Linked DNA regions of Homo sapiens: region 1 is linked to region 2. The links are chromatin loops, found by intact Hi-C in ENCODE. Cell type or tissue: CD4-positive, alpha-beta T cell. All regions are shown on one strand. Links, peaks and the distances in the headings refer to the core of each region. The heading gives the core; the rest is flanking DNA. Region 1 overlaps LOC105375199 (a long non-coding RNA gene). Region 2 overlaps LOC105375199 (a long non-coding RNA gene).

Region 1 (5,379 bases), core at 91-5,090, 74 kb before region 2:
GCACCCCACAATTCAATATTAGCAAGGAGGTGTCATTTCACAGGAATGACTGCTATCATTGGGAGGGAAGGTCCATAAACTAGATTTCCTACTGATGACATCAGCAATTCTGTGACATTTAAAGAAAAAGAATTGAGTACCATTTCCAAAAGGGATGAGTACCTTTGAAGAAATAATATTACCCTTATTTTAACTTCCATGCTTCAGTTCATCCCTAACAGATAGGTGCACTGAGGAACCTGTATCTGTAATGTGAACAATATACCTCCTTTAATATCAGTCCCAGGTGAAATTAAACCAATCAGGAAGCGCATGACAATATCTCTGATATTAAGAGTCAAATGGTGTCTCAAAAACAACAATCTTTTGTGATTGTTGTTATTCCAGCGAATTGGCAATTTACAAATAGGTTGTGTCCAAAAAAAATTCACTAATATATTTGGAATATAGAGTGTCAAGTACAAGTTCCCATGTATGCAGTATTACAAATGGTATTCCCAAACCAGCCCATAGACACCCATTTCATTTATATCTTGCTGATGGTGTTGGAGAAGACAAAGAAATATGCAGGATTCAAAAGGTAGAGTTGGCTTTGGAAAGACAATCTGTGGCACAAGATCCCAAAACAATCTCCTTATAATTTCTACCACTTCCAGAAAGAAGGAAGGAAGGAGGAAAGAAAGGAGGAAGGGAGGGAGGGAGAGAGGGGAGCAAGAAGGGAAGGAGGGAAGGAGGCAAGAGAGGGAGGAAGGGAGGAAGGAAGGAAAAAAGAAAGAAAGGGAAGGAAGGGGGAGTGAGGGAGAGAGGGAAGGAGGATAGGAAGGATGGAGGAAGGAGAGAAGAACAAAGGGAAGAGTGGGAGGGAGGGAAGAGAGGGAGGGAAGAAGGAAGGAACAGAAGGAAGAAGAAAGGGATGGAGGTAGGTTGAGAAGGAGGAAAGAAAGACAAGAAGTCTCTAAGATGACCTCCAATTATCAACACCTCCTGGTATTCATACCCTTGTGTAGTGTCTTCTTGAATATGGGCTGGCCTTATTATTAACTTCACTTGTAGCAAATAGAATACAGAAAAAGAGATCAGATGCCACTTCCAAGATTGGGCTATAAAAAGGCAGTGGTTTCTGTCTCGGGCTTTCTCTCCCCTTCTCCCTTTCTATAACCGCTTGCCTTGGTGGAAGCTAGCTGCCACATCACAAGGGTGTCCTGCAGAGAGGCCACATAGCAAGGGGCTGAGGACCACCAAGCAAGTGATCTTGGGGATGAAGCCCCCTCACAAGTCATGCTTTCAGATAAGACCAAAACCCTTACCAACAGCTTGACTGCATGAGACAACTTGAGCCAGAGGTGCCCAGCTAGGCTGTGCCCAGATTCCTTACTTACAGGACCTGTGAGCTCTTAAATGCTTATTGCCTAGGTTTTAGAGTAATTTGTTATGCAGCAATAAATAACTAATTGGAAGGAAGGAAGGAAAAAGGGAGGGAACAAGGGAAGAAGAGAGGGAAGGAAGGGAAGAAGGCAGGAATAACCATGTCTGCCATAATCTAGCCAGGGAACAGAAACCACTCTGAGTATTTTGGTTGCTCAGGAGACAACAAAGCTGAGCAGTTACTAGGAGACGGTGACATAACCCAGAGATGAGCAGGGACAGGAAGCTATACTGCCCCTAAAGTGGAGGATCAAAGGAGGAAGCAGTGTTACCAGAAGCCAGAAGAAGCCAGGTCACCCTGCAGAAGCTGGAACCACAGGGGCCTGATTGGTAGGAGCTGGAGCTGTAGATGCCATTCAAGACAGGGAAGGGCAAGGAGAAACATTGTGGCTTCTCTCTTCTTCTCACCATGCAGTTCCCATTGGTGCCTTCCATTGGCCAAACCCAGCCAGAAAGCAGCTGACACCGGATCCTAAGAAATAGCCCACAAGGGCCAGCCTCCTGCATTACACAGCACAGCTGGGAAGGAATGGCCTCACAGGCCAGGCCTGGCACACTAGCTAACTAGCTAAAGAGAAGGGAAAATATCTATTGCCAGTCCTCAGCAGATTCAGCCAGAAGGGACTGCTTATTAGCTCTGTGAACAAGGACCATTCACAATCTGCATGAAAACTCAAATTATGAGATGACAAAAATAACTACCAATCAACAGTACCCCTTGATAAACCACAAGGTAAATCATGACACTTGCCAAATGAGTCCTCCAGAGATGGGAGGGAACACGACGGCCTGGGACTGGCTGGGTTTGGGAACTGGAGAGAAGGAAGATCAGGTTGAAGTCAGGGCTCCTGGGTCCCAAGGGAAGAGGAGGTGACAGAACCCATGTCAGAGGGAGCAGAGCAAAGGAGTGAGGCTAGCCAGCGCGGGCGCCACGTGCGGAGACACACAGGTGTTCCACTGGGTCCAACACTAGGTCTTCACAGTCAAAAGAGAACTGAAACGTGAGGGTAAAGGGAGGGTAGCCGGTATGAGTGACTGGTGATCTAGGCAGGAAGCCAGGCTGCAGGGCATTTAATGAGTGGGTGCAATCACGTGGTAGAGTTTGACAGTGAATGGAAAGACAAAAACAAGCTTGCGGCATGGCAGGTTCCCGCCAAGGATCTGGTTTGAAAACAGAGGAAGAGAAGGTAGAAACTAACACCAAAGGCTAAGAACCTGCACAGTAAATTGCCTATCAGTCTTCCTCATAGCCTGCAAGCTACTTGAGGGAGGGATTTGCAGCACATGTGTCTCACTCAGTTTTCTGAGGGCCTTGGATAGTGTCTGGCCCATAGTAGGTGCTCAATGCATGGCTGTGAGATGAATGAGTGAGCCAAAGTGAAACCACAGAACGTCATGAGGGCAGGAGAACGAGGCAGAACCCACGGAAGATGCTCTCAAGTGATGTGGCGGCGTGGTGGCCTGCTGGAAAACCCCAGCGGCGGCCAGACCCGTGTGGGCAGCTGCAGTCAGAAAATGAGATGGTTCTTTCTGAGCAAATATGCAGTTATAAATAGCACAGGCTACGCAAATCGCCACAGCTGCATGGCAAAGGACTAGAGGGTGCGCTCAGCACAGAGGACGTTCCCGGCCACCAAATTCCTTCTGAACTATCCCCGCCATCAGCAGGGGCTGCTGCCCAGAGGGGAGACCCATGCCACGAGAGAGGTCAGCATTGCCTTACGTCTTTATAAGGCTGCTCCTAAGGGACTTGCCCTGAAGAGCCTTATGCTTCAAAGCCCACTCACCTGTAAAAGTGTCCCAACCACTGAGCTGGTTCCACAAAGGCATTAAGAAATTACCACTATGGGCTGGGCACGGTGGTTCATGCCTGTAATCCCAGCACTCTGGGAAGCCAAGGCGGATGGATCACCTGAGGTCAGGAGTTTGAGACCAGCCTGGCCAATATGGTGTAACCCCGTCTCTACTAAAAATACAAAAATTAGCTGGCCGTTGTGGCGCACACCTGTAATCCCAGCTACTCGGAGGCTGAGGCAGGAGAATTGGTTGGCCCCAGGAGGCAGAGGTTGCAGTGAGCCAAGATCACACCATTGCACTCCAGCCTGGGCGACAAGAGTAAAACTCAGTCTCAAAACAAAAACAAAAACAAAAACAAAACAAAACAAAACAAAAAAATACACTATGTCAAGTTATTAGGTAACCCATAACATCCTTTGTTTTAACATAGCCTTGCCAAGGGCCGGGCACAGTGGCTCACGCCTGTAATCCTAACACTTTGGGAGGCTGAGGCGGGCAGATCACTTGAGGTCAGGAGTTCGAGACCAGTCTGGCCAATATGGTGAGACCCTGTCTCTACTAAAAATAAAAAAATTAGCCAGGCGTGGTGGTGGGTGCGTGTAGTCCCATCTACTTGGGTAGCTGAGGAACGAGAATTGCTTGAACCTGGGAGGTGGAGGTTGCAGTGAGCTGAGTGAGATCATGCCACTGCACTCCAGACTCGAGATACAGTGAGACTCTGTCTCCAAAATATATATACATGTACTTCTCTAAATTAAATATTGAAATAAATTTTAAAATGCCCGGTTCATGTAGTTATAATAATAATACTAATAACAACAACTACTGCTACTACTACTACTAACATGTGTTGAACATGAACTAAGTTCCAGAAACCATGCTAAGCTACAAAACGGTGGACACACTCCCCTTGCACACCCTGTGGTAATTCAGTCCACACTCAGAAACTGCTGTTGGTTCAATGTTATTTATATTTATTTATTCTGCACCTTCTCCCAAAGACTTGAGGTGATCTGCAAGAATACATACATCAAAATAAGGTTTTTTTGTGTGTACAGGTCGAGTATCCCTAGTCTGAAAATCTGACATTTTTTGAATGCTGACACAATGCCACAAGTGGAAAATTCCACACCTAACCTCATGTGATGGGTCACAGTCAAAATGCAGTCAAATCTTTGTTTTATGCATGAAATTATTTAAAATACTATATAAAATTACCTTCAGGCTATGTGCATACGTGTATATTAAACATAAATAAATATCATGTTTAGGCTCGGGTCATATTCCTAACATATCTCATTATGTATATGCAAATATTCCAAAATTCAAAACAATAAAAAATAAAAACCCTAAAATCCGAAACACTTCTGGCCCCAAGCACTTCAAATAAGGGATGCTCAACCCACATAAGTGTCCTGGGACTGCTGTAACAAAGTGCCAGAGGCTGGGTGGCTTAACAACAGAAATGAATTATCTCCTAGCTCTGGAGGCCAAAGTCCACGATCAAGGCTATGGAAGGGCTGGTTCCTTCTGGATGAGCTAAGGAAGGATCTGTTCCCAACCTCTTTCCTTGCTTTTGGCTTGTGATAGCATAATTCCAGTCTTCACATGGCATTCTCCCTGTGCACATGTCCGTGTCCAGATTTCTTCTTTTTATAAGGATACCAATCACATTGGATTAGGGGGTCCACCCACCTCCAGTGTGGCCTTATCTTAACTGATTATATCTGCCACATCCCTCTTTCCAAATAAGGTCACATTCTGAGGCACTAGGGGGTGGGACTTCAGCATATGAATTTTGAAGGGATACAATTCAACCCACAACAAAAAGTAAAAATCTCAGCAAACTGAACACATACGTTCATCTAGTCACTCTCCTAAGACCTCACTAAGACTACAATAAAAAGTTACTACTCCACATGCAGAAAGAGGCTCCAGGGAAGACAGTAGTAAACAGGAGACGGTGGATGGGTAGCCAAGAGAGGAGCGGTAACTGACCTGGCAGAAAAGAACAAAGTTACAACCCAGGCCCAATAAAATGTAAGCCAACTGACTCCTCAGAGCCCTGGAGACCCTGCACTGGGAGACGCCAGATGCTAGGGGAGGCAGATGTCAGGCAGGAAGCCGGACACAGACATGGGTTTCACAGGCTTTATT
Region 2 (5,379 bases), core at 197-5,196:
TATCTGTATTTCCAATTTTTTCGATAAGGAGCATGTATTATTTTGTCATTTTAAAATGTAGTTGTCATTTTTTCTTCCTTTTAAACTAAGGTTTCTCAACCTGAGCACTATTGACATTCTGGACTTGATGATGCTTTGTTGGGGCTGGGCGGCAGGGGGCGGGTGTTCGGGGGGCCCTGCTGACACCTTGATTTCTATATTAAAAGACTGAAATGGGCAAAACATGCACCTGTCTGGTGCACTGCAAGATGTTTCGCAGCATCACTGGCCCCTACCCATGGCCAGAGCCCAGAGGTGTTCCTACAGAAGTCTGAAAAAACATCCGAATTGGTGGAACCGGACTCCCATGCTTACCAACTGGACTCCATTGCTCCTCAGATGAAAGAGAAGCAGAGCAGAGAGAAGGGGAGGTAGTTTAATGTGAGGGGAGCAATTTAAGCAGCAATATCATAAAACCGTCATCATCAGAATGTGCAGGGAAGAGGGTCCTCTGCTCCCGACTCAAAGGGTACTGGAAACTCCTGTTCCTTTCCACATCAACCTTCCTTGAATTCATCAGTCTGTTCCCCACTCTCCAAGTGCATGCTGCTGTTGACTCTTCCAATGGCAAAAGCCATCCCACAATTGCACTGTGCAGGTGCCCTGAATATATGTAGCAGAGTTGCATGAGGAGGAGAAACTCAGAGGAGAAAGACAGAGAGTTTCCACAGGCACCTTGGGAGATTGGAAGGGAGTGGTGAGGAATGCTCAGAGCTTTGGAAGGGCGGAGCAGGCAGTAGATGCCCCTGAGGCTGAGACGGGAGCGAAATTTGGCCATTTAGAGAAGACCAAACACTTGCTTTACCCACACAGCACCCTGGGCTGGGGCAGCACCTCAGAAACATGTGCCTGGTTACCTGGCAAGTTTGAGTCAGCACCTGAATTTAACACAGGGGCCTTGAGCCTTGGCCAAATCTCCATGCCCAGGTAGCCCAGAGCAGTAAACCTTCTTGCCTTTTCGCAAGCATATCAATGGGGACCAGTGTGGACTAAAGATCGCCAGATTTGGGGGCAACCCTAGGAAGAATGTCAGGAAAAATGTTAAAAGACTGAAATGGGAAAAAAAAATGGTACTGGGTATCTTGTCTATCACATCTTTCCTGACCTTTGAGCTATTTTACTATTAATATTTTGTAGTTGTAGAAAATAGGTACTGTTGGCCGGGTGTGGTGGCTCACACCTATAATCCCAGCACTTTGGGAGGTCAAGGCTGGCAGATTGCCTGAGCTCAGGAGTTTGCGACCAGCCTGGGCAACACGGTGAAACCCCATCTCTACTAAAATACAAAAAATTAGCTGTGCATGATGGTGTGCGCCTGTAGTCCCAGCTACTTGGGAGGCTGAGGCAGGAGAATCGCTTAAACCCGGGAGGCGGAGATTGCAGTGAGCTGAGATTGTGCCACTGCACTCCAGCCTGGGCAACAGAGCAAGACTCTGTCTCAAAAAAAAGAAAAAAAGAAAAAGAAAAAGAAAATAGGTAGTGTTGTGAGTTGAATTGTGTCCCCAAAAGATATGTCCAAGTCCTAACACCCAGTACTTCAGAAAGTGACCTTATTTGAAAATAGGGTCATTGCAGGTATAATTAGTTAAGAGGAGGGCATACTGGAGTACAGTGGACCCTTAATTCAACATGACTGGTGTCCTTATAAGAAGAGAAGAAGGCCGGGTGTGGTGGCTCATGCCTGTAATCACAGCACTTTGGGAGGCCAAGGCGGGCAGATCACCTGAGGTCAGGAGTTCAAGATTAGCCTGGTCAACAAGGTGAAACCCCGTCTCTACCAAAAATACAAAAATTAGCCAGGCATGGTGGCAGGTACCTGTAATCCCAGCTACTTAGGAAGCTGAGAGAGGAGAATTGCTTGAACTCAGGAGGTGGAGGTTTCAGTGAGCCGAGATCGTGCCACTGCACTCCAGCCTGGGTTACAGAGGGAGACTCCGTCTCAAAAAAAAAAAAAAAGAAGAAGAAGAGATACAGAGACATGACAGGAGAGCACCATGTGACAATGGAGGCAGGGGCGAAAGTGCCACAGCTGCACACCAAGGAACACCAGGGTTTACAGGCAACCACCAGAAGCCAGAAGAGACAAGGAAGGATCCTCCCCAGATCGCACAGGGAGCATGGCCCTGGTAACACCTTGATTTCGAACTTCCAGCATCCAGAACCAGGAGACAATTCTTTTCTGTTGTTTAAGCCCCCCAGTTTGTGGTACTTGGTTACAGCAGCCCTAGGAAACTGATACAGGTAGTAACGTGGATGATTCTTGCCCACTGAAATGCAAACGAATTTTGTCTGGTGGAACACAGTTGATTATTGACCTGTGGATATTGACCAGATTTGCGCCTATTTGTAAGTTCATTTCAGCATTCCTGATGGCCGATATAGTGTATGGTTTGAATTCTCCTTTGAGCCAGTAGTGACATCTTCCTGTTTCCTCATTAACGAGTTAAGTAAAATCTTTCACATTGTTCATTTTTGAATTTATTTGATAGTCATGATTTTACATTTATTTTTAAATTGTCCTTAAACAAATCAAAGGGCTCCTCAAAACATCATCAAGATTAAACTTCCTTCTCTTTACGTCCTTATCACAGAAACACAGAGTTGGATTTCATTCTACTTAGAAAATCAAAGCAATGTAACCATGATTGCACCCAACGTAGAGAAGGAAAACTCACTTCCACCACAGGGAGAAGTGAGCCCAATGGGTAGAATTACCCAAAAGCCTAACGTGGAAGCCTCTGGTTTGTTTTATTTTATTTTTCTGTTTGTTTGTTTGTTTGTTTGTTTGTTTGTTTTTGAGATAGTCTTGCTCTGTCACCCAGGCTGGAATGCAGTGGTGCAATCATAGCTCACTGCAGCCTCAATCTACTGGGTTCAAGCAATCCTCCTGCCTCAACCTCCAGAGTGTCTGGGACTGCAGGCACGCGCCACCACGCCTGGCTAATTTTTTTTTATTTTTAGTAGAGACAAGGTCTCACTATGCTGTCCAGGCTGATCTTGAAATCTTCAGCTCAAGTGATCCTCCCACCTCGGCCTCCCAGTGTGTTGGAATTATAGGCTGTTTTATTTCGTTTTGATTCAAAAGAACAAAACTACAAAGAACAGTTTTATTCATTGTTATTGGCCTTAATTTAAATATATTTTTTTCATTCAAAACTTCATTGAGTCTCCACAAGGCCAGCCCGGACAGACTTTGAGATCCAAGTCAGTTGCTATTCCCAAGGAACTCAGAAATGAGTGCTGAATGCAACATCTGTCACAGAGTGAGTATTCGGTGTTTATCAAAGATTATTTTCTCAAAAATGGGATATACCGCCAGCTCACAGAAGACTAGTTCGTCAGGTTTTAACTGTAGTATTATACAAAAATGTCCCCAAGTAGCAAAACATTTTATGAATCTGTCTGTAGGTAGAAATTCTATACATTATAAACACATCATAATACAACTTATGCAATAGAACGCCTTACTAGAATAAAGAAAATGAACTGGAAATGTTCTGCAAAATTAGTCATTTGTTGTTGTTTTCAGCCTTTGTTTTTTAAAAAACAAGGCAGGCAGTAATTATACATTTGAAAAATGTATAATTTCAATGTATACATTTGAAAAATATATAATTCCTGGAAATGAAGGAATTACAGTAGCCTTAGGCAAAGTTACACTTGCCGCAGTTTTTTCTTGACTCCCCTTTATCATCCTTCCTCTCCTTCCTGGGATACTCATAAGGCTCAGCTTGTCTCTCAAAGGAGCCCAGTGCTGCTAAAGTCTTTCTGTTACCCCTCCTTAAACATCAGCTTTCAAATAGCTGTCATAAAATAAACACGTAAATTCATACTAATTGAGATGACTAAAGACATGCAATGAGTTATCACTTTGGGAGCATATTTACGTTTTAATGAGAACAACTCAATCCATTAAGCACTTAGGAAGTATCTCCATGTCCAGGCCTTGTGTTCCTGCTGCGGACTTTATGTCAGAGGGAAGAGCTAAGGCTCAAGGCTGCTGTTCAGATTATTTTGTCCCACAGAGTATTCCCTTGGTGTAGTACTCTCCCCCTTTTCCTAAGGATGTGGCTTCCTGGGAGCTGTAGTGATTGCTAGCTCTCTTCTGGAACTAGCCACCCAGCAGGTCTACCAGGCTCCAGGGGCTGGCACTGGGAGTTGTGTGCACAGAGTACTGTGATGTGAACTGTCTGCAGGTCTCTCAGCCGTGGATATCAGCACAGTATTTGGGGTGTCTCCCAGGTCCTGCAGGAGTAATCCACTTCCTTCAGAGAGTTTGTGGGTCCTCTCAGCCTTCCTGGTTTATTCCTGCAGTAGTTCTGGAGCAAAAAACCACGATGCGAGTCTCCACACACTGCTCTGTCCATCCATGTGGGAGCTGCAATCTAGTCCCGCTTCCCATCCGCCATGATCCCTCTTCTCTCTTGCTGCAGACTCTAAATAGAGTCCTACTCCCAGTATGGGGGAATGTAAAGTGAGGCATCCACAGAGCTTCTCTTCTCAGCTGCAGGCTCTTCCAGCCTGATGCCTGCTTGAGACTTCCGACCTAAACAAAGCTCTCACCCTCCCCACACACAAACAACCAGTTCCTCCTCCCATGTTCCCCATTTCAGTAAGTAAAATCCACTATCCATTCAGCCTCAAACCAAAAGCCAAAGTGATGGTTACGATTCTTCCCTCGACTTCCCCTCCATGTCTAATCCATCAGTAAGACTGTCTGCTCTACCTCCAAAATATCTCCCAAACCCAGACGCCTCGCTCCATCTCCTAGTCTAAGCCACCATCATCTCACATTAGGAATGGAAATATCCTCCCAACTGGGCTCTGATTTCCAGCTTGTCCTTTTATAATCTATTCTCTACACAGCAGCCAGAGAAGCCTCTCAAAAACATAAATTAAATCATGGCACTCTCCTCTAATGACTTTGCATTGCATGGTGGACGTAAAATCTGAACTTCTCGTCTTGACCCCAAGGCGGCTACATAGTCTGGCCCCCCGACCTCCCTGCTCTCATTTCTTGTCTTTCCTGCCCTTGCTGACTCTGCTCCAGCCACGCTATTTTCCTTTCAGCTCTCTGAATCAACCAAACTTGTCCTGACTCAGGACATTTGCACTTGCTGTTTCCTTTGCCTGGGCTTGCCAAAAGTTCTGGCTTCTTTGTATCATTTAAATGTCAGCCAAAGATCACCTCCTCAGAGAGGCTTTTCCTCCCCATCATGCCCTGCCACAGCTCCCTTTTCATTGACTTCATCACACTTGGCACCCTTTAGACCTCCTTGCTTGCTTATCCATCTCCCCGCATTCCCCACCCTCCAATAAACATCCTCGGGAATGGAGGCT

Evidence for each region. Peaks named below come from ENCODE experiments on the same cell type or tissue, not always from the same donor. Only the 100,000 strongest peaks of a DNase experiment are listed, where the experiment ranks them.
Region 1: it touches region 2 in a loop (2.3-fold over the local background); 1 of 110 quality-filtered maps calls a loop at or near these places.

The regions. Positions count from the first base shown.
Region 1 is chr7:25,965,871-25,971,249 of GRCh38, forward strand. The region is part of intron 6 of LOC105375199 (a long non-coding RNA gene); the gene reads right to left. Among named protein-coding and RNA genes, the nearest start is that of MIR148A, 19 kb to the left of the region's middle. RefSeq lists enhancers at 2,178-2,237, 2,688-3,127. In CD4-positive, alpha-beta T cell, for the core only: no CTCF peak of the experiment used is centred there; DNase peaks (open chromatin) are centred at 2,491 and 2,821; H3K4me3 peaks cover 802 bases.
Region 2 is chr7:26,039,399-26,044,777 of GRCh38, forward strand. All of the region lies in intron 4 of LOC105375199 (a long non-coding RNA gene), which reads right to left. Among named protein-coding and RNA genes, the nearest start is that of MIR148A, 92 kb to the left of the region's middle. In CD4-positive, alpha-beta T cell, for the core only: no CTCF peak of the experiment used is centred there; no DNase peak of the experiment used is centred there; H3K27me3 peaks cover 343 bases.